Regions from separate parts of the Mus musculus genome. Here regions 2, 3 and 4 are each linked to region 1. The links are chromatin loops, found by intact Hi-C in ENCODE. Cell type or tissue: heart. All regions are shown on one strand. Each heading gives the region's core, and the rest is flanking DNA. Links, peaks and the distances in the headings are about the cores only.

What was found. Hi-C counts contacts between places; a loop is a spot of excess contacts. Peaks named below come from ENCODE experiments on the same cell type or tissue, not always from the same donor. Only the 100,000 strongest peaks of a DNase experiment are listed, where the experiment ranks them.
Region 2: it touches region 1 in a loop (11-fold over the local background); 33 of 42 quality-filtered maps call a loop at or near these places.
Region 3: it touches region 1 in a loop (4-fold over the local background); 14 of 42 quality-filtered maps call a loop at or near these places.
Region 4: it touches region 1 in a loop (5-fold over the local background); 14 of 42 quality-filtered maps call a loop at or near these places.

What each region holds. Positions count from the first base shown.
Region 1 is chr4:6,424,278-6,430,129 of GRCm38, reverse strand. It overlaps Nsmaf (neutral sphingomyelinase (N-SMase) activation associated factor), which reads left to right. Exons shown (of 31, transcript NM_010945.2): 10 at 1,609-1,738; 11 at 3,657-3,728; 12 at 5,143-5,251. Among named protein-coding and RNA genes, the nearest start is that of Nsmaf, 27 kb to the left of the region's middle. In heart, for the core only: CTCF peaks have their summits at 2,320 and 2,524 (motif pointing right); DNase peaks (open chromatin) are centred at 2,659 and 4,489; H3K27ac peaks cover 1,889 bases.
Region 2 is chr4:6,222,245-6,228,096 of GRCm38, reverse strand. No RefSeq gene overlaps it. Among named protein-coding and RNA genes, the nearest start is that of Ubxn2b, 34 kb to the right of the region's middle. In heart, for the core only: a CTCF peak has its summit at 2,627 (motif pointing left); DNase peaks (open chromatin) are centred at 2,636, 4,826 and 5,276.
Region 3 is chr4:6,299,288-6,305,139 of GRCm38, reverse strand. No RefSeq gene overlaps it. Among named protein-coding and RNA genes, the nearest start is that of Cyp7a1, 27 kb to the right of the region's middle. In heart, for the core only: a CTCF peak has its summit at 2,705 (motif pointing right); no DNase peak of the experiment used is centred there.
Region 4 is chr4:6,289,730-6,295,581 of GRCm38, reverse strand. No RefSeq gene overlaps it. Among named protein-coding and RNA genes, the nearest start is that of Cyp7a1, 17 kb to the right of the region's middle. In heart, for the core only: a CTCF peak has its summit at 2,376 (motif pointing right); no DNase peak of the experiment used is centred there.

The DNA.
Region 1 (5,852 bases), core at 222-5,221:
CCAGTCTCCTTTGGATCTTGCCATGCTCCTTGGCACATTCATGCCACTGCTCTGCTCCTCCATTTTATTTAAAGCTTATGTCTGCTTTTCTGATTTCTTTCTCCAGCTTATAGAGCACAAAGGAGGCTTCCTGTAGCTGCGAGGAGCAAGGCTGTAGGAGCAGGCATCAGACTTTTCCTTGTTATAGTAGCACTTCATCTTAGAAGGTCCCCACTTAGAAGGACTTAGAAGGACTTCAGGACCCGTCTCAGTCACCCACTTTGTAATTAATGCTGCCAGTTCTTCCTTTGCCCATAGGTGATTCAAAGTATGTTGCTTAGTTTTCACACAGCTGAGGATTTTATAGCTATCTTTCTGTTGCTGGTTATTAATAATTGATCAGTAAATATGTTTTGTATTTCACTCCTCTGGTGTGAATTTTGAATTTTGAATTTGTCTCATAGTCCAATACATGGTCGCTCTTGGTGAATATTTCCTGGTTCCTGGTAGGAAACTTATACAGTTCTTGAGTCCCTGTCTGCAGTACTGGTTCCCTTTTAGTTGGCTGAGGGTCCTTCCAAGGGTGCAGACCATTGTGGTGCTTGCTTGATTCATTTGTCATTTGCTGGAGAGACACACTAAAGCTGACAGCGACAATTGTAGAATTACTGGAGCTGTCCAAGCCTAGAGACTGTCTCACCACTGTGAAGCCACCCTCCTCCTGCCTCTGACCTGTTGGTCTGTTTCTTCCCTCTTGCAGTCAAGGTCATTTAAATAAGTTTGCATTCTTGGGTTTCTGATTGGTTCTAAGGACTCATGAGGATGATCCACTTGCCAGTTGATTTCTATCATTGGGCAAGAACTTCAGGGGTCCCTTCGCGTTTTCACATACTCAGAGGAAAGTTTGTGCCAGTGTCACGCCCTGGAAACAAGATTCTTTCCTTAGTTATCTCGGTGCCAGGACTGAGCCAGGCTCCAGCATGATCAGCGCTGCTCTAGCACCGAGCTGCACTTCTAGACCCTGAGATTTACTGTTAATCCAGTTATTTAACAAAGTAATCATCCAAGAATATTGATAATTTAGTTGTTTCCACACTACTTTTTAAATTCACAAATCAGAAATGGAGTTATTTTTTAGTTAAGCATTTTAGGAGTAGAAAAGGCATCTTTGAGTGGTTTTATATGGAGAAATGAAACTGACCTAAAAGCAATTGTAATTATGTGTTCTAACCCTGATAAAGGAAGTGTGCTAAGGGTAGGGTCTTTCTCTGTGGCCCAAGCTCCTGTCTCAGCTTCCTCCTAGTGCTGGCATAAAACGTAGCACCGCTGCTCTTTATGTAGGCTCTAAAAGTCGGTCTTAACAATATAAAAGTAGGAAGTCACATGATGGAGAAAGAGCTTCAGGACTGATCAGTTAGGAGACATTTGTTTCTGTGATATGTAAGCTCTTCAATTAATAAACAAGCCAGGCCTCCATTGTGCCATTTGAAAGCATGTCAACCTTATTTAAGCAGCCACTTGATGACTGTAGTGTTTCGGCAGGTAAGCAAGCTCACTCACACTGAGGTTAAGCCGAGGCAGTGGATTGGTTCCTAACTTTTCTTACTTTTGCTGGAAACATCTTTGCAGGTTCCAAAGTGTTTCTGAAAAGCTGCACATGGAGTGCAAAGCAGAGATGGTAACACCTCTAGTGACGAACCCTGGGCATGTGTGCATTACAGACACCAGCCTGTATTTCCAGCCTCTCAATGGGTACCCGGTACGTAGATCTCGGGGCCATGTTCAGTGCTTGCTTCTGTCTTTCAGCTAAATTTTCCAGGAACCTGATGTTATAGTTACTATGCCCTCACATCTTGGGGAAGGTCAAAGTCGTTTGACAACCCTGTGTAGCAGTGTGGCTTCCTAGTGCCCTGTGTAGTTGGAGTAGATGCACACTCCCCCGTATTTCAGCCATTCTGAAGGACCTTGTACCCAGTAGTGCGTAAAGAAAGTCCGCCCCTCCTGACTATGGATGAGACTTCTCCTCCTGCTGGGAAGCTCGGGGTAAGACACCCAGAAAAGGCTGTGGTGAATGAGAAGCTGATGGTGAGAGGGGGACTGCTTGCTTCTCCTTCACTGCAGACAGTGGGTCTCTGGCTTCCGTGAGTGCTGGTGTAAGGTTCTCACAGCTAGTGTGGCATCATGTATGATGCCACAGTCAGCAGCTGTAGGACCGTCCCCTCCCACCATCTAGGAAATCATCTTCTCTTTGAGAACACTAGACCTAAAACTATGCCAGGAAGTGAACACAAACTCAGATCTCTACACCACACTAACACTAGTAGAGACTCACTGCTTGCTTTTCCAGAGATGGGCCTTTTCTGTGTGGGCCATGCTAGCAGGACAAGTCCCGTCTCTCTGGCCACACAGCTGTGCCGTTTGCAGGGAACCTTAACCACAGGGGGCGGGCATTTTCTGTGGAAGAAGAGAATGCTCTGGAAATTGTCTAGGCTTCATTGGCTCTAAACACCTCACTCAGACATGGTGTCATAACACTTTTGTTCACTAGATGGCGGCACATACTGGGCAAAGCTTCCAATGACATGGCACATGGCTGGCTGGCTTGGTGTTCTCTGATACTGGCTGCTACTGTTACTATTTTTGGTCAGAAACTTGCAGAAAATGTATGGCACCACAGCCTCAGGGGACACAGTGCACATGTGTTTATTCCCAACTCCTGGCCAGGCTTCCTCACTGATGCATAGCCTGGCTTTCCTGTCACCTGGGAGCAGGAATGTTGGAGCTCTGCCCTTTACCTAAGCATACAATATTTTCTAATTTTGACTCTCTCTTATTACTGTTTATTATTATTATTTCAAGTTCCAGAGAATCAATTTTTTTTCCTTTAAAAAAGTAACAGCTTTAATTATGTTTTAATTTATGAGCTTTAATACTCTGTAATATTAAGGAGATGAAAAACATAATTCTTTAAAATAAAAAAGATGATAGGGAAAAGCAAGCCCTAGAGAAACTCAGGGCTGGAGCAATGGTTCAGTAGTTAAGAGCATGTGCTGCCAGCCATGAGGACCAGAGCTAGAACCCTGGCACCCACAGCACATGGCATCCCATGCATCCCAGAAACCTCAGCGCAGAGCTGGGTGGAGACAGGTTCAGGGAGAGACCCTGCCCCAACAGATAGGTGGAGAGAGAGCAAGAGCGAGAGAGAGAGAGAGAGAGAGAGAGAGAGAGAGAGAGAGAGAGCAAGGGGCACCTGATGAATCCTCCTGGCCTTCACATATGAGTGAAGATGCATGTAGCCCTACATACTTAGGTGCCTGCAGACACTCTAAGGTACATCGACAATCAGACAGACAGACAAATAATTTTCTAAAAGAACAGACTTTTTGAATAGCTATTTATGCTCATTCCTGAATGTTCCACACTATACACTAACCCTTGTGATACCTGAAAGATGAAGGTACCATTTTCATCTGAGATTACTGACAAGGGTTAGAAACGTGTCCAAGCTAAATGTGAAACCAGGTATGATTTGTCCAAGATCTCACCTAGGTGTTCACCTGCAGCGCAGTGGGAAGGCAAGGATGGGCTTCTCTTCCTCCCTACTGTAAGATACAACCAAACAGTTTCTAACTGAGCTACAGTTGTGACACTTGACACTGTCTCTGTGCTTTTTAAAGAAACCTGTGGTCCAGATAACACTGCAGGATGTCCGGCGCATTTACAAAAGGAGGCACGGCCTCATGCCTTTGGTGAGTTCGGTTGCCTGTGGGGGAGTCAAGTCTGCAGTGTAGCGGCTGAATGACTTGTAGGCCCCTGCACAGGCCTGGAAGCACACATGTGCAGTCTGTGAGCATGTGGAAGCTAGAAATTGATACAGGAATTACATTTCTGGAAATAAGAGGTTCTATTGCAGAAAATATTTTTTTGTTCAAAGAGCAAAACGCTGGAGAGTTCTCCAGCTTCTTGCTCGTGAGTTTTCAGAGCTTCTGGCCTGAGGCTAGACCAGTGTTTGCAGAGCAGTCCAGTGTGCCTCCACCTTGTACCCACTGCAGGTGGGTCTCAGAGTGAGACTGGGAGGACCCTCAAAGTCCTTTAGTACAGGGAGAGCGAACAGGCAACCAGCCACAGCGTTTAATGTAGCCTTTGAGCTCAATGAAAGAGAAATAGGGAAGACAACCATTAAGGCATTGGGCTGCCTCTTCCCACCACGTCCCTCACCGTGCACAGAGCACACTTACCTTGGTCTCTCATAGGCATCTTAGAAATGAATCACCACTCAGGAGATGAGGCCACGGTGTTTTGGACTGACGTCAATATAAATTCATTTTCTCTTGCTGACTATAAGTAGTTTGGTTTTGTATTTTTAGGTTGTAAAATTCAAGCACTTTGCTACCTATTTTCTGTCCATTTGTAATGTTGGGAGAAAACCAAGGAAAACAGATCTGACTAGAAACCTGTGCTCTTGCTATAGGCCAGCAATGCCAGCAGAGCAACGAGATTCCTATTGGTTCGGCTTCCTGGCTGCCGGCCCGCGGCCCGAGGCCCAGCTGCTGCACAGACACAGAAAGCAGCCGTGAATCCAGGCTCTCCTGGCTGGCCTTTCCCATCTTACTTTGCCAGCATGGTGTCCAGGAAGCTTACCATTTTCTTTTCTCTCAAGACTTGGCCTTACTGTACTGACCAGATGGCCCAGAACTCATGTTCTCCTGCATCAGCCTCCTGAGTGCTGAGAACACATTCTGCTCATAGGTTTTTTTAAAAAAATAACCATAATTGAATGGGCTATTTGATTATTATTTTGTTACGTTTCATGGTTATTTAATATATGCAAGAAAGCTAAACATTTATATCCAGGAAAGAAATGTGGGATAATTGGCCATCTAATTTTAAATTTCAGAATTGTAAATTCATAAAAACTACTGTCAGTAGCAGTATTTAGTACCAAAGAGAATTACATTGTTTGTCTAAGGTATATCTCTTCATCTTAAGAAGTTTTAAGACCACAAAGATGAATATAGGGACACATATCCTTGAATCAAATTATAAATGTAAACAAGGTCGAAAACTCAAGTGTATAGATGCTTACCTGACTTTTAAGATTATGTACATATGTGATTTCAGGATGAACATGGTACTATTTGTTTATTTTTTCTGAATCTTTAGGGCTTGGAAGTGTTTTGCACAGATGACGACCTGTGTTCCGACATATACCTAAAGTTCTATGAGCCTCAAGACAGAGATGATCTCTATTTTTATATCGCCACGTACCTAGGTTTGCTGGTCTCTTTGTGTCTATTTATTGAAGGTAGATAAGCACCTAAGAAGCTGGGACAGCAAGTAAGAGAACAGACACCATTTTGCCATAGTTATACTTGTTTGTTCTCTGATATAATATCTTAAAAACAAGAGAAATGTGAATTTATTCTGGTAATAGTTCATTTGTATGTTTTTAGAGCACTGGATGAATGTGTTTAAATAAGTCCCCATTTTAATGACCTCCAACTTGAGTGAGTTACAAAGAGTCTACTCAAGTGTTTTTATGTCCGATCACGTCATGATTTAATTTTGTTCTAAGGTGGGAGAGGATGTTTGTGTAGGTGAATGCCCAGGTTACCACCAAAGCCGCTCCCTCCCTCTGCTCTCCAGCCACTGCTCCTTCTGTCTGAACTCGCTTCTAAGTTTGTTCAAGCTTTGCCCAAAGGGCCAAGAGCTAGAATAAAGAAATGTTTCATGTTTTAAAGCCTTTCCTGGTAGTTAATTAGAAACTTGGTTAAAAGGAAGTAAGAATACAGAAATAGCCAAACAGCGTAGGAGCTAGTTGTTTGATACATCCCTGGAAGAGGTTAGATTCAGAAAAGCAGAGTTTTCTAAAC
Region 2 (5,852 bases), core at 507-5,506, 200 kb after region 1:
CCAATATATTGGGAAAAGATCTTTACCAACCCTACATCTGATAGAGGGCTAATATCCAATATATACAAAGAACTCAAGAAGTTAGACTCCAGAGAACCAAATAACCCTATTTAAAAATGGATTAAAGAGCTAAACAAAGAATTCTCAACTGAGGAATCCCGAATGGCCAAGAAGCACCTAAAGAAATGTCATCAGGGAAATGCAAATCAAAACAACCCTGAGATTCCACCTCACACCAGGCAGAATGGCTAAGATTTAAAACTCAGGTGACAGTAGATGCTGGTGAGGATGTGGAGAAAGAGGAACACTCCTCCATTGTTGGTGGGATTACAAGCTGGTACAACTACTCAGTTTGGTGGTTCCTCAGAAAATTGGACTACCTGAGGACCCAGCAATACCACTTCTGTATACCCAGAAGATGCTCCAACATGTAATAAAAACAGATGGTCCACTATGCTCATAGCAGCTTTACTTATAATAGCCAGCAGCCGGAAAGAACCTAGATGTCCCTCAACAGAAGATTAGATACAGAAAATGTGATACATTTACACAATGGATTACAACTCAGCTATTAAAAACAATGACTTCATGAAATTCTTAGGCAAATTCATGGAACTAGAAAATACCATCCTGAGTGAGTAACTCAATCACAAGAGAACACACATGGTATATATTCACTGAGAAGTGGATATTAGTCCAGAAGCTGAGAATACCCACAAAACAATTCACAGATCACATGAAGCTCAAGAAGAAGGAAGACCAAAGTGTGGATATTTTGGTCCTTCTGAGAAGGGGGAACTAAATACCCATGGGAGGAGTTAGTTACAGAGACAAAGTGTGGAGCAGAGTGCGGGAAGCTGGTACGGCCGCATGGGCCTAGATGGCACCCTGGCCCATTGCCAGGCCCCGAGAACCCCACATGTTTACTGCCTTGACCGAGCATGCGCAGTGAAAACGCATGCGTGAGCTGCCTGCCAGGTTGGATTGTTCCTCGTGATCCGGACGTGTCAGCCTATCGGTGACCGACCTGAGCTCATGCCTGGAGCGTGTGTGATTTCTGATTGGATGAGGTGGGGTGGAGCGAGATGAGGTCAGTCGGGGTGAGTATAAGAAGGTTGTTGTTGTTGTTGCTGCCCTTGCCTAAGTGGAGAGGTTGTTGTAAGTAAAGCTGCAAGAAGGAGTAGAAGAAGCTGCTGGGGAAGAGAGCTGTAGGAGAAAAGGCCACAAGTAAAGAAGCTGCTGCGTGAACCTGCCTTGGCGTCCGTGTCGTTCTTGTCTCTGCGGAAGAAAGGACTGCGACAGCAGAGACTGAAGGAAAGGCTATCCAGAGACTGTCCGACCTAATCTATCCCATATACAACCACCAAACCCAGACACTATTGTGGACGCCAGGAAGTGCATGCTGACAGGAGTCTGATATAGCTGTCTGCTGAAAGGCTCCACCAGTGCCTGACAAATACAGATGTGGATGCTTTCAGCCAACCATTGGACTGAGCACAGGGTCCCCAATGGAGGAGCTAGAGAAAGTATCCAATGAGCTGAAGAGGTTTGCAGCCCTATAGGAGAAACAACAATATGAACCAACTAGTACCCCCAGAGTTCCCAAGGACTAAACCACTAACCAAAGAGTGCACATGGAGGGACCCATGGTTCTAGCCTCATATGTAGCAGAGGATGGCCTTGTCTGTCAGCCATCAATGGGAGGAGAGGCCCTTGGGCCTGTGAAGGTTCTTTGCCCCAGTGTAGGGGGAAAGCCAGGGCCAGAAAGTGGGAGTAGGTGGGTTGGTGATCAGGGTGAGATGGGGGAAGATAGGAGATTTTTTTTTTTTTAAAGATTTATTTTATTATTATATGTAAATACACTGTAGTCTGTAGACACTCCAGAAGAGGGCATCAGATCTTGTTGAGGATGGTTGTGAGCCACCATGTGGTTGCTGGGATTTGAACTTTGGACCTTTGGAAGAGCAGTCGGGTGCTCTTACCCACTGAGCCATCTCACCAGCCCCCGATAGGAGATTTTTGGAGGGAAACCAGGAAAGGAGATAACATTTGAAATGTAAATAAAGAAAATATCTAATAAAAAATTTGCCTCATTAGTTTCGAGAGATACAGATCAAAGTAATTGACTTTGGTAAGAATTGATGACTGCAAAGGTATAGGAAAACCAAGAAGTGAAATTCAAGAAACAGAATATAGGCAAGCAAATAGGAATGGAAGCAATGTGAATTTTAAAAAGGAAAGACTACTACATTTTATGTTGATGCATTCAAATGGATACTGTACTAAGGAAAGTAAACACAGTGAGGCAAGCCACATGATTTACATACAGGAAGAAACTTTGTAAGTAATTCACTCAAGTGATGTTTACATCGAAAAGCACAGGGCCTACTGAAGTGATAGCACCAATGTGTTTATAAACTATTATCACACTACTGAAATGTTAATCACATTAGGCTATCACATCTGTAGGGGGGACAGACAGTGCAGGTCACAAATGGCATTGCTAAATGATTATTTGTGTCTGGGTTAATCCTGGTAACTAACAAGTACTTTTGATCCCATTATAGCAAAGGCAATGAGACTGATGAAATTCTTTCCTAGTGTCTGCTCGCCCCCTGGTGGAGAAAATCAGTAACTACATGCTCACAATGCTTTGCCCTCAGCAGTAAGGAACACGGGCTGAGAATACCAGGACCCTTGGCCCGAAGGATTCATTTCCAGGTGCTGTTGAAAACTGTGACCATTGCTTCACTAATTGTTACCTCACATAGCCCCTCCCCTACACATATCGACAGTAGAGATGCAGGGTTTTTGCCTATTGTCACATGTCGTGTTTTTGGAAGAAGTGAAATACAGTAAAACAACTTTTGAAAAATGTGCATGTGTGTGCTGGCATGCTTGAATGTGGAGATCAGTGGGCAAGCTCAACGCTGGCCTCATCTTGTTTGAGACAGGGTCTCTTTGTTGTTCATGGCTATGTAGTCCAGGCTAGCTATGAAGTCCTGTGAGCTTCAGAAATTCTCCATCTTAGCCCTCCAATTGCAGAAGTTGCAAGTGACCTTGTGCAGCTTTAGGTAGGTGAGTTTTAGAGAGAGAGAAACAGTACATTGAACTGGGTGAGTAGTTACCATATCTGCTTACACAGAATATAATCTACAAAATCAAGTTTGGCAACTTCAGCCACACACCGAGCTTAAGCCTGGACTGGACTATATTCACATACATGCATGCATTTATGCACACAAAAGATGGGGGCTCCCAACATACAGCACGGAACTTTGGTATGTAAAGAACTTCAAAGGGAACTGTAAGGTCCAAGAAGCGACCTAAGCTAAGTGTCTGGCTCCTGCCTCACCAGTCCTCCTGATGTGACTTATTAAAACTGGATGTCCTCTTCTTCAAAATGATAAGACTTGAAGTCTTCTCCGGACAGCAAGCAGTCTCCTTTCTCCTTCCAGCTCTGGTTCCAGAGGCCCCTGGATTATGCACGGAGAGTCCCCTGAGCCCTCAGGCCTTGCTATGGCCATTCATTCAATTACAGCTGTCCACTCCTCAAAGGACCTAAGCATAAAGCTTTCCATGGGGCTTGGGTCTTCGTATTTACAGGCAACTGGTACATAAAACATGCAGTGAGCATGCACACACCTTTGCCTTTGGCCTTAGGAGACAGATGTGAGACTTGTGTAGCGGATAACTCCTCGTTCCATCTCCAATTACCCCAAATGGTAGAGCAATGGAAGACAAACCACAGCCATGATGGCGGGATTGCTGACTTCATCATTGCTGATTTCTGGAAGTCAGTTAGCATTTCTCCCATGAAAATCTTGTTTGTTCCTCTCACCTTTCAGTGACCTCAGAATGGCTATATGAAATAATGCATGGAAAAAAGGATTTTAAGTTACTATTATTTGTAGATATATCTCATTTAAAAATCCAATGTCCTTTGTGCTTTTAGCATGAACTGATTTGCATAATTGAGCCATTCAGAATATAATCAATGATAATGTCTAGAGATTCATCCAATTATCAAGCATTTGGCAGCTGAACAGGCTCCAATGTGAGTCTAATTTTATATGTGAAACATTCTTGACAGAGGGCATGTTTGTAATACAGCTTTGTAACCCTCAGTGAGAGCTTATAACAACCAACTACGCTCTGCCTTGTCCATGTTGTTGGCACAGCTCTGACTACACCAGGCTCCTCCCCCTACTCCTTTTAGAATGGAGAACTTACTGTCCCAAGCAAAATTCCCAGGAATCTAAAAGCCTAGGGAAGCCATATTTAGAAGCATATGAAGGGCTTGTGATACAGACCGGTCACAGAGCAAATACCCAGCCAGCACGTACCTGGCTTGAGTTTAATTACCAGTTCTGAAAACAACAGAAAACAGGGCACCCAAAATGCTTTAAATAGGCAGAAAAATGAGTGGAAGTGAAGGCTTCTAAGTTGGAGAACTTCCACGTGTTTGGACATGAACAGAGCAAAGGCAGGAATCAACTATTATTTGCAGAATAAAGAATGAATAACCATGCTTTTCCATATATTTAAATGCCATTATCCAATGAAATCTTAGCTTTCCATAATCACTTATAAAAGTGAAATTGAGACTTACTTGCATATATGAAATAAAAAAGCATAAATAAACTTCTAGAAATGTACATATCTCATTATTTTCAGATAGATTAAGATGGGTTCTCCTTATTAAAAACTACCATTTTAGGAGAAGTGAAAAATAACTTGTGACTTGTCTGGCAGCCCTTTGCAACTGGGTGCAAGCCAAACTTATCTCATAGCCAATATCACCAAGGAATAGGCACAACAACCTGGAGTTGCGTCAGTATGCTGCCGTCTTCCTTACACCAAAACCAGATTAAACAAAAATAAGAACAGGAAGAGCCCCAGATGCCTGGGAGGGAATACAGCTGTGCTAAGAGTGACTTACTTCATGGACTGCACAGACAATGCTTCTTGCTATCAGGAGCTTTAGGGCTGGGTTTTGTCAAGTATAATTAAAATCCATGTATGTAAGTAAAAATGAATCTGTTGAGTTTATTATTTTGGGATATCAAAATGTAGACTTCCACCACATCTTTCTCAAAATAATTCCAAGAACACTGAAACACATGCATGTTTGCGGAGTTTCTTATGTGCTTATAAAGGTTATTTGGAAATCCGTAACTACAGGCCATTTCTGCTGCCTCTGCTTGCGTGGGAGATTGCACAATGGAGTATAGTCAGAGAACAAGAACAATATATCATGAAAGTGAGACATCTTTAGAGGTGCAGCCAATTTAGAGCTGGGCCAAAATCAACAGCTCCTCATGCTGGATTATGCAAGATGTCTGCTGCCCTGTTGTTAAGTCTCTATTATCATTTGCTCTTCTGACGCTTCTTAATCTAAAAGATTATTAAATATATTTTAATGGACACTCAATTTACTAGTTATATTTTCTGAACTGCTCTTTCACATTTTAGGGGCATCGGTAGCCATGTGAAATTAATGAAAAGTGAGTAGATATTATGTTAGCACCGAGGTCTGTATAAAGATACAAACTTATTTCAGACTACATGACCGTGACCTTATGGTTGCTTTTGAGCAAACAAATAGAAACCATTCAGCAGGTTGAAAACTTTCCACTGGATCTGGCTGCGGAGAGCAGAGCTCAGTTCATCAGCAGAACGTTTTAAATAACGGATCACCAAGGAGAACAAAGACAAGGAAGTGCAGATGGAAAATTCCATGGGAACATCACGGTTGCACGTTCCTCTCCTTGAAGGGGAATGTCTGTTGTACAGACCATTTCCCTCTCCCCTGAGTGTACCAGAGGTCAGAGTTACTCTCAGACACAGGA
Region 3 (5,852 bases), core at 568-5,567, 130 kb after region 1:
CAAGATTTTGCTGACAGGACCCTGATATAGTTATCTCTTGTGAGGCTATGCCAGTGCCTGGCAAATACAGAGGTGGATGCTCACAGTCATCTATAGGATGAAACACAGGGTCCCTAATAAAGGAGCCAGAGAATGTACCCAAGGAGCTAAAGGGGTCTGCAACCCTAGAGGAGGAACAACAATATGAACTAACTAGTACCCACCAACCTGTGTCTCTAGTTGCATATGTAGCAGAGGTTGGCTTAGTTGGCCATCAATGGGAGGAGAGGCCCTAGGTCTAGAGAAAAATCATATACCCAGTACAGGGGAATGCCAGGGCCAGGAAGCAGGAATTGGTGGGTTGTGGAGCAGGGCGGGAGGATGGTATAGGGGACTTTCAGAATTCATTTGAAATGTAAATGAAGAAAATATCTAATTACAAAATAGAAATGTGTCTCTCTAGATGTTAGAGTAAGCTATTGACCTCATGTCTTATCACTCAGAGACTCTTATAAAGGAGGATACTGTAAGAACAACCACATTACAATCCTCAAAATTATAAAATGTATACTAATTCTTATGTTCCAGTAACCTTTTGTTAATTTTTATCAAAGACCCTAACAGCCAACAAATAGTTGTGGTCAAGGACAGAGACCTTGGAGCTAGACATGGGCAGAGTGGGGTTTCACCTACCCCAACTGAATGAGAAACACATGAACAATGCATGTGTATATCCTTCTGTTACCAGGGGGACAGGCAGAGAATGTGTGGATTTTCCGTTTGCTCAGCTTATGATATTGCAGAAAATAAACCAGTCTCAATAGTGATTACCTCAAGTCTTTGCCCATATCTGCCATGGCCCTATAAAACCCTAGAAAAAGAAAATTCAGTGGTCTTTAATCTCTCATAGAAACACCTCTTTAAAAAAAATCAGCGATTCTTTGTGAATTTCACATCATGTACCCCAATCCCACTCATCTCCCTTCCCCTTTGTATCTGCTCTCCAAACTCGTAAGTCCCCCCCCAAAAGCAAACAAAAAATAAAAATTAAAAAAATAAAAAAATAAAATAAATAAAGCAACCAAAAACTCACTGTAGAAGCCATAGTATGTCGTGGTTGTGTCATACAGTCTTTTGCCCAAACAACATTATTTGCAAATTCAATGAGTTATTGAGCTGGTTTGAGGCCTCTGGCTTTTGTTATATTATCAATACTGGATCCTCAATGGAACTTCTCTCAGATATCCTGTTGTTACCTTCTGTCATGGAGATCCTGCAGCTTTGGATCTGCAGGACCTTCCCCTTCACATGCTCCAGCACTTCATAGAGGTCTGGATCTGGGCCTGGGTCGACTTGTTCAGCCCACCAGTTCTCCTGCTCTCATACCACTAGGGCCAGCTCCTCTGCTTTACCCAGGTGAAGGGCAGGGACAGCTCTGCTGTTCTCATGCCCTTGGGGCTGGCTTTTACACTCCCATACCAGCAGAGGCCATCAGATCTACTGTGCTTCCCAGGTGAAGTGTGGGACTCACTCTCTGAAGTGCTTCAGCTGTTGAGGTGTGGGAGTGTCCTCTCACCTGCTCTCATGCACTGGGGCAAGCTCACTTGCCTGCAGCATACTGGGGAAGCATCTCTCCTCTACCTGTGCCCATTCCACAGTAAGGCAGATGAGGTATGGGGCCAGATCTCTAGAGTGCTACAGCCAGTGTCAAGGCAATCTCTCTCTAGTGCCACAGCTGGCAGGGGCCTACACTCCTACTCCCATGTAACCAGAGCCATCTCTTTCTTGCTGCTCAGGTGAGGGGTGGTTCTAGCTCTCCTGAATGTGGTGATGACAGCAGACAAGGGCCAGGGCCAAGTAAGTGCAGTGCTTGGGCATCAATATGACCTCAGGAGGCAGCCCAGACCAGGGACATCGACATGGCCTTTGGTGGTAACATAGGCCTCAAATATCTACATAGACCCTAGCTCTGATAGAATGAACCTGGAAATTACTCCTGGCAGCAGCATAGGCCTGGATGTCATAATGTCCTCAGGTAGCAGCATAGGGCACTCATAGCAGCATGTCCCCCAGTAGCAGCATGCCCCTCAGACATATATATACATGGTTTCAGGTGGCAGCCCAGACCATAGACACCTGCATGAACTTTGCTGGTAACTTGGGCCATAGACAAACACAGCTGCAAGAGAAGCATGGACCCAGACATGGCCCTCAGCGGCAGCCAGGGTCAGGATGTCACTATGGTCTCAGGGTCAGCACAGGCTACTCAGATCATTTTGGCCCCCAGCATCAGTACAGACCCTGGACATCAACATGGTCTCAGGCAACAGCCCAGCCAACTGACATTGGGATGGCCTTCTGTGACAAAATGGGCCACAGACATCAGCGCAGACCCCAGCTGCGGTAGGGCCATGGACACATAGACATGGACATTGGTGGCAATCCATTCCTGGATATCACCATGGTGTCAGGTGGTTGCACAGGCTCCTCATATCTGCCTATTCCTCACTACTGTGGCATCTCCAGTTCCACCTCTCTTTGTAATGCAGAAAACTCTTGATTTTGCCTTTTCAACCACCTCTCTACTGTGTACTCCCTGTTTCTCATCTCTCCATCTGAACAGTACACAAAACCCTACAATCTGTCACATCATCAAGATGTGCTGGGGCAATGTTGGCACAGAATTTTTGAGAGTAGTCCACCAATATAAGATTTAATTTGAGGCTATGCCACAAGAGGGAGCCCATGCCTTACACTGCCTTCATTGCCAGGAACTGGAGACTAGATAGCCCTGAGATTTGAGTAGAACCAAATGCAACTGAGGAAGAAAAGAGTCAATGAAATGATTCCTAATGATAATCTGCTGTACTCACAGATCAGTGCCTTGTTGAATTGTCACAGCTACATCCAGCAGTAGATGAAAGAGGTCACAGGTACCTACAGATATCATTTGGGGAGAGTCTAGATTGTAGGTCTCTATAGGATCCCTCCCCTCAGAGATCAGTGAACCCTGTGGAAGAAGAAGAGGAAAGAAATTAGAAATTGGAGGGGGTAGAAGATGCCAGAAGAACATGGCTCACTGAATCAACTAAGCAGGGATGATAGGGCTCCCAGAGACTGGAGTTGCAAGCATGGGTCTGTATTATATTTCTGTATCTAGTTGTCAGCTTGTTGTTTTTGTGCGACTCCTGACAGTGGAGCGGGTGTATCTCTGACTCTGTTGCCTGACCTTGGGACACTTTCTCTTGTTGAGTTGCCTTGCCCAGCCTCAGTATCAGAGCTTTTTTGCCTTTTCTTATTATGTTGTGTTTTGTCATGTTTGGTTGTTGCCTCTTGGAGGTGTGTTCTTTTCTGAAGGGTAATGGAAGGGGGGTTGATCTAGGAGAGAGAAGTTGAGGGAAGCTGGAAGGAGCGGAGGGATGCGTAACTGTGGTCAGGATTTATTTTATGAGAGAAGAATCTATTTTCTTTCTTTTTAAAATTACATCACCACTTCTCCCGTCCCCCCCCCCCCATATTTTAATTTATTGTTTTGGTGTATGAGTGTTTGCCTGATATATGTCTGTATACCACTTGCATGCCTGGTACCTAAAGAGATGTTAAGACTCTTTGTGGATGCTGGGAACTGAACTCTGGTCTTTTGCAAGAACAGTAAGTGCTTTTAACTACTGAGCTAACTCTCCAATCCTGAGAAAAATCTGTTTTCAGTAAAAAATATTATTTATCATATAATATAACTTGATTATATTCTTTCCCCTCCCCCCAACTCCCAAATTTTTTCACCTCCCTATGCTCCCAACTTCATGTTTTTTTCTCTCCAGCACCCTATGAAAAATAACAACAAAAAACAAAATAAAAACAGAGAAACTAAAGAAAATAAAATAAGATAAATAAAATAAATAAAAAACCAAAGCAAAGCAAAGCAAAACAAAGCAAAGCAAAGCAAAGCAAAGCAAACCAAACCAAACCAAACCAAACCAAACAAATCAAAACAAAACAAAAGCACACAAGAAACATGGAGTCTATTTTTTGTTGGTCAACTATTCCTGGGCATAGAATGTACCTGACTGGGGAAAATGATTTCCTGTTACCCAGCAGCTATCAATTGCAAATAGCTTAAGGGTGAGACTTTGGATCTACCTCCCCTTCTCAGTGCTGGGGTGTGAACTTGTGTAGGTCCTGTGCATGCTCTCTCAGTCTCTGTGAGTGCATATGTGACCAGTCCTTTGTGTCTGGAAGGCACTGTTTCCTTGGAGCTATTCACATTTGGCTCTTGCAATCTTTCCTCTCCTCTTTTGCACAGATCCTGAGAGGTCTGATAAAAACATCCCATTTAGGGCTGAATGCTCCAAAGTCTCTGACTCTTTACAAATTGTCCAGTTATAAGTTTTTCACCTACTGCAAGAATAACCTTCTTCGATGAGGATAGAGTGAGGCGCTAATCTATAAGTATAGCATAATATCATTATGAGTCTTCTTATTGCTTTGTTACTTTAGCAGAATAATGTTTCCTCCTAGGCCCATGGCATATTTATCTCATATACTTGGCCACTTAAGCAGTATTGAGTATGGGTTCCACACCATAGAATGGGCCTTGAATCCAATAATAATATTTAAGAAGTGGTTAGTTCCTCCCATAATGCTTGTGCCACTACTGTACTAGTATAAATTGCAGGCAAGTCTCTGCTTAGGTCACAGGATTTGAAGCTAGGTAAAATTGATGACTACTTTTCTCCTCTGGTAGCATGCAAAGCATCTTCCAGCAACATAAACACTAGTCAGTAGGGGCAAAGTTTCTAGTTAGATACCAGTTCAATTTCTCCATGCCTCGTGATGTAAGAAAGTTATGTCTTCATCAAAGGAGCCTTACCATCAGGTTTTAGAGAGTAAACAATAAGCTTGGTGCTAGCTTGTAATATTTGGGAGGAGGGTCTGTAGGACTCCTTTGGCCAGCTATTCCACATGCTATAATAACCCATTCTTGTCAACTGGAGGTTATAAGATGTCAAATTAGGGCATGGTCTGCATGATTATGTGGTTTACTCCATTTAGATTCCTTTCATATATGTAAACAATTAGGAAACTTTTACAGTAGTGAGCTTCCATATGGCTCTTTAAAAAGGCATTTAGCATTAATTGTTCCTCCCCAATGTTCCTCCTTTATCCTGTTTTCTGTCCTGCTCTCCGTTTAACCTGCCTAGTCTAATTTCCTCTTTATGTCTTCATAACACTATACTATATTTCTCCTTTCTTGGAAGGTTCCCCTCCTCCCCACTGCTTTCTTACCTAACCTATGAAACACATACCTAGAGTTTCAAAGTTAATATCCACATGTAAAGAAAGCATAGAATTGGGGGCTGGATTACCTCGCTCCAAATGATTGTTTATAGCTTTTTTCATTTACATGCAGATTTCTTTTAATTTTTCTTAACAGTTGAATAATAATCATGTGTAAATGTACTACATTTTCATTATTCATTCATTTATCAGTTCATGGACATACAGGCTATTTCCAGGTTTCAGCTGTTATGATTAGAACAATGAAGAATATGGATGAAAAAGGATCTTTGGAGTTAGCTGTAGAGTTCTTTGGCCATATGCCAAGAGTGATAGAGCTGGGTCTTGTAGTGGATAAATTTTCAGCATTTTGAGGGACCTTCACACTGATTTCCATAGAGACTACCTTCTCTCACACTTCCACGAGCAATGGATATGTGCTCCGCTTTTCTCAGCAGCCTGATGTGCTGTCTTTGTTAGTGTTTGCCATTCTGACTAGGGTACAATGAAATTTCAAAGTACATTTCCCTGATGGCTAAGGATGTTGAACATTTTCTTTGCATCTCAGATTTTGAGAATTCTCTGTTTGGTTCTAT
Region 4 (5,852 bases), core at 312-5,311, 130 kb after region 1:
CCCACTTTCTCCTCTATTAATTTCAGTGTCTCTGGTCTTATGTGGAGGTCTTTGATCCACTTAGACTTGCTTTGTACAAGGAGATAAGAATGGTTCAATTCACATTCTTCTACATGATAACCGCCAGTTGTGCCAGCACCCATGTTTATAGCAGCCTTATTTATAATAGCCAGAAGCTGGAAAGAACCCAGATGTCCCTCAACAGAAGAATGGATAAAAAAAAATGTGGTACATTTACACAATGGAGTACTACTCAGCTATTAAAAACAATGGATTTATGAAATTCTTGGACAAATGAATGTATCTGGAGGATATCATCCTTAGTGAGGTAACCCAATCACAAAAGAAGTCATTAGATATGCACTCACTGGTAAGTGGATATTAACCCAGAAATATAGAACACCCAAGATACAATTTGCAAAACAGAAGAAGATCAAGGAGCAGGAAGACTAATGGGTGGATACTTCATTCCTCCTTAGAATAGGGAACAATATACCCATGAAAGGAGTTACAGAGACAAAGTTTGGAGCTAAGTTGAAAGGATGGACTATCCAGAGACTACCCCACCCGGAGATCCATTCCATAATAAGCCACCAAACCCAGACACTATTGCATATGCCAGAAAGATTTTGCTGAAGGGACCCTGTTATAGCTGTCTCATATGAGGCTAGGCCAGTGCCTGGCAAATACAGAAGTGGATGCTCACAGTCATCTATAAGATGGAGCACAGGGCCCCCAATGGAGGAGCTAGAGAAAGTACCCAAGGAGCTGAAGGGGTCTGCAACCCTATAGGTGGAACATCAATATGAACTAACCAGTACCCCCAGAGCTCATATCTCTAGCTGCATATGTACCAGAAGATGGCCTAGCCGGCCATCACTGGGAAGAGAAGCCCCTTGGTGTTGCAAACTTTATATGCCCCAGTATAGGGGAATGCCAGGGCCAAGAAGTGGGAGTGAGTGGGTAGGGGAGCATGGCGGGGAGAGGGTATAGGGAACTTTTGGGATAGCATTTGAAATGCATATAAAGAAAAATTCTAATCAAAAAAATTAAAAATTAAAGGATACAGATGGTCTAGAAGGACAGAATTAGATGGGCTGCCAAGAATAACTAGAGAGATTCACACCAAATGCCCACAGCCCTAGGAGATCAGCCGCTCTTTTTTTTTTCTTTTGACAATTTTTATTAGGTATTTTCTTCGTTTACATTTCAAATGCTATCCTGTAAGTCCCCTATACTCTCTCCCCCTCCTCCCCTACCCACCCACTCCCACTTCCTGGCCCTGGTGTTCCCCTGTACTGGGGCATATATATAAAGTTTGCAAGACTAAGGGGCCTCTCTTCCCAATGATGGCCGACTAGGCCATCTTCTGCTACTATATGAACTAATCAGTACCCCCAGAGCTCATGTCTCTAGCAGCAGCTCTTTTTAATCTTCACAGAATACATTCCTAGAGCCAGCTTAATGGAATTATATATGTGAATGGAAAGAGATCAACTTTTGATGGAAGGTATTGAACTTTACTCTCAAGATCAAGAGGAGTAGAAAACATGAACTATGTAAATGGCTAAGTCAATGATATTAGAATAGAATAGTAGGGATCTCTTTCAGATGGAGATTGAGAAACCTCTTGGGAAGAACTCCTAAGAGAAAGGTTCACTCAGTGAACAAGCAAAGTGTTATCTGAGTTCACTGAGGGCATGTTCTAAATAGCCACTGTATTATCTCGTATCACCAGGAGAAGAAGGGTGAAGACAACAAAACAAGATAGCTTGAGAGACAATATATATTCATTTTTCTCATTGGTGTTACATATTGCCCAACAGAAGCAACTTAAGGCAGAAGGGTCTATCTGGCTTTAGGGTTTCAAAATGTTTCAGTGCATGGTATCAGGGAAGGGGTGATAGTAGGAGTAGCTCAGTCTTTGTCAGTGGTGCTGTGAGGTAGCTGCTTTTACACCTTGGCATAATAGGAAGCTAAGCATGTGAGGCACAACCAGAAGCAAATGTAATCTTTAAGGCTTGCCTCCAGTGACTGATGCTATCGAGGCCATATCATCCATTGCTTTCATCAAATACCAAGAAAGCACCTCAGTATGAGACCAAGTTTCAAACGTATGAGCGTGTGAAGTATGCTTCTCATTCAAACTATAACAGAATAGGGGAGTCTAAATTTACACGATTCTGTTTACAGTATGTTATAATTTCTATTTATTATATAGTTGCCACAATGTTTCTTAATATATTAGTTAAATTTTAACACAAGTATACACATATATGAAAAATACAGTATGGGTATGATATTATTGGCAGTTTCAGACATTCAGTAAGGGTCTTGGAATTTATTGTCTACCAATAAAAGGCGAATACTATGATTTAGACAAGGTGTCCACTAGAGGGCGATGTCCTCATTAACCTCTTTAAATGTGATGTCTAAGCAAGTTTTTTGTACAAATATATTTATACAAGAGGAAGGAAATAAAAGAATAAATAAACCCCAAAACAATGAAACTTCTCATCTTATATTCATATCACTGTATAGCTTGTAAATATTCAATACTTGCCAGAAATGTATCAGGCAAGTGAAAGGTATTCAATTATTGCCAGAGCTATATATACTAGGGCAAAGGCAAGACAATGTAAACCACAAATTGTTATTAGCAACAAAGAATATTTTATAATTCTCAAAGGAGTCAGCAACTTAAAACGCTAAAGCAGCAATGAACATCTATGCATTGCAGAACAAAGTTCCAAAGATGACTGAAGCGAACTGACAGGATTTAAGAGAGAAATATGTGGAGAGCAGAGGAAACCCTGGGGGAACATGTAAGGAGCAGATGGAGTCCTGAGTGAATGGGTATTATTGTTAAGGACACTTCCATGGGAGAGGCAAAGCCTTCCCAGGATGAGGCTCAGAGTATAACAAAGCCTTCCTCTGTTCTAGGTATGAACGTTGACTGAATGTACCAAAGCCATCACCCACAGTTTCCTCCCCGGGCTGACTGAGGTCTGAGATAAACCACACCTATCTCCTTCATCAGTTCAACAGTACAAATAACCGCCTTCCCTCATTCAATACTGTATCTCCTTGATTCAGATGTATGTAATAAATGCACCGAGTTTCCAGATTGCGCACTTAGTGCCACCCATCAAAGTGAACACAGTCCACTTGATCCCAGCATCCCTGTACATGTATCTGTTCTTTATTTACTCCTCACTTCAGTTAGCTCAACCCTTGAAGCCATGCAGACTACATCAGAAATTCACAATTCAGCAGCTAAACTTAGGGAATTTGAAACCTCAGGCTAATGATAGATGAACAGCTAGAAAGAAGTTCGGCAAGAAGCCAGAAGCTTTAAATAGCACTGTACCTAAAGTATACAAAGCAGATATATTTACAATGCAAACTCTACACAACAGCAGAACACAAATTCTTCTCAATGAAATGTGTGATATTCTGTAGAATAACTACATAACAGGCCATAATATCGCTCCCAATAATTAAAAATATTGAAATCATATAAAATATATCTTCTAATTACTATGAAATAAAATTAGAATTGAATAGTACAAAAATATTTGAAAAAAAATCACAAATATATAAAACTTAAACAATATACTCCTAAATAACCAATGAATCAAAGAAGAAATCACAAATTAGATAAAAATGTGATGAATATAATAAAGTAAAAGCTGGGCATGACAGCACATGTCTTTAATCCTAACACTCCAGAGGCAGAAGCAAGCAGATCTCTGAGTTTGAGGACAGTCTGATTTGCATAGTGAGTTTCAGGAGAGCTAGGGCTACATGGTGAAATCCTATCTTGAAAAATAAACAACAGCAACAACAACAAAACAAAAATGCTCAAAACATAAAGTACAATAAACAAATAAAATGTTATATTAAGTGGCAGCAATGCTTAGAGGGAAACTTTGACCAAGATGCCTGTACTAAGGACAAGAAAGAGGGTGAGCAAGCTTGCCTGGCCACCTGAATTCAGCCCATAAAGCCACACAAAAGGGGAAGGAGAGAAACAACTTCACAAAATTGCCCTATGACTTCCACTTGCTGTGGCACATGGGACACTCCCCAACACCCTATGCACATACATATAACACTAATGCACAAAATAATAATAAATTTATAAAAGTCCAGAAAGATATCAAGCAGCTTACTCTTTCACCATGATGATTTATAACAATATGAGCTAGATAATCTTAAAAATAAGAAGTAAAAATAAAGGTCAAAGCCAGAATAAATAGCAGAGAGAATTGAGAAATGATGAAGCCAATAAAATCTATTAATTATCTCCTTATAAAGATTAAAACTGCCAAATTCATTTTACAAGGCCATGGTCATTCTGATACCCAAACCACACAAAGATTCAACAAAGAAATAGAATTTTAGGTCAATTTCCCTTATGAACAACACTGATGCAAACATACTCTATAAAATACTTGAAGAAAAAAAAAGGAGTGTAACCATGCTACAATCCACAGACCCAAAGAAACTAACTATAAGGAAGACCCAAGGGGGCAGAGGACACTTGAATCTCACCGAGAAAGGGAATTTGATTAGACATCAGGGGTGGAGGAAGAAAAGCGGCTGGATGGAGGAGGTGGTGAGGATGGAAACAGTAGGGATCATGTGGGAGGAGGAAAAGGGAGAGAGTAATGGAAGAGGCAATGGGAATGGGGGTATCTCTTAGATGGGCTAGAAACTTTGGACAATGGAAACTCCCAGGAATCTACAAGGGAGACCCAGGTTAAGACTCCTACTAATGCGGGAAATAGAACTGGAAATGGCCAGCTTCTGTAACCAGGCAAGACTTCTAATGGAGGGACTGGGACAGCAACCCAGCCACAAAACCTTTGACCTACAGTTTGTCCTGCCTACAAGATGTGCAGGGGTAAAGCTGGAGCAGAAATGGAAGGAAATGGCCAACCAGTGACTGGCCCAGGTGGAGATGCATGCCGTGAGAGGGCCCCCGCCACTGACATGTCTAATGATATCCTACTGTACTTACAGACAGGGGCCTAGCATAACTGTCATCAGAGAGGCTTCACCCAGCAACCGATGGAAACTGATGCAGAGACCCACAGGCAAGCATTAAGTGGAGCTTGGGGAATACTGTGGAAGAAGAGAAGGGATTGTAGGAGTCAGGGATCAAGGACATCACAAGAAAAGCAAAAAATCAACTAACCTAGGATCATAGAAGCTCAGAGACTGAACTGCCAACCAGAGAGCATGCATGAGCTACACCTGGGCCCTCTGCACATATGTAACAGTTGTTTAGTTGGGTCTAATTTAAAAAACAAAACAAAACAAAACAAAACCAAATGATAAAAACTACCAACACCCTAGCAAAATGAGAGTGAGATAAAATTATTAAAATAAATAATAAAAGAAAATTATGTTTACAGAATACCAGGTTGTAAATGAATGCTTTATTATTTTATTTTTAATATTTAAAACATTTTAGAAACCCATAGCATATCAAAACTGTCTCAAAATGCCAGTTGTATCTGGCTATAATCCTGGCATTGGAGGGACTGAGGCGTTAATATTGCTGTGAGCTTACACACAGCGATAAGACCTGGCTGAAAACAGCGACACCACCAAAGACACCAAAAAGATCCAAAACAAAACCACAATAAACAAATAAAATAATAATGTGGTCTTCCCAATTAAAGCTTATTGCATTGAGTGAGGTTCCTTGTGTCTCTAGAATAACATTTCTGTAGAGCTTCTGGGAAGGATTTCACAAAGGCCACTCTTCCTGAAGGAAGCTCACATCCACAGCCTCACAAGCCACTGCATTCATGTTGCGACTTAGTAGATAGATTGAACTT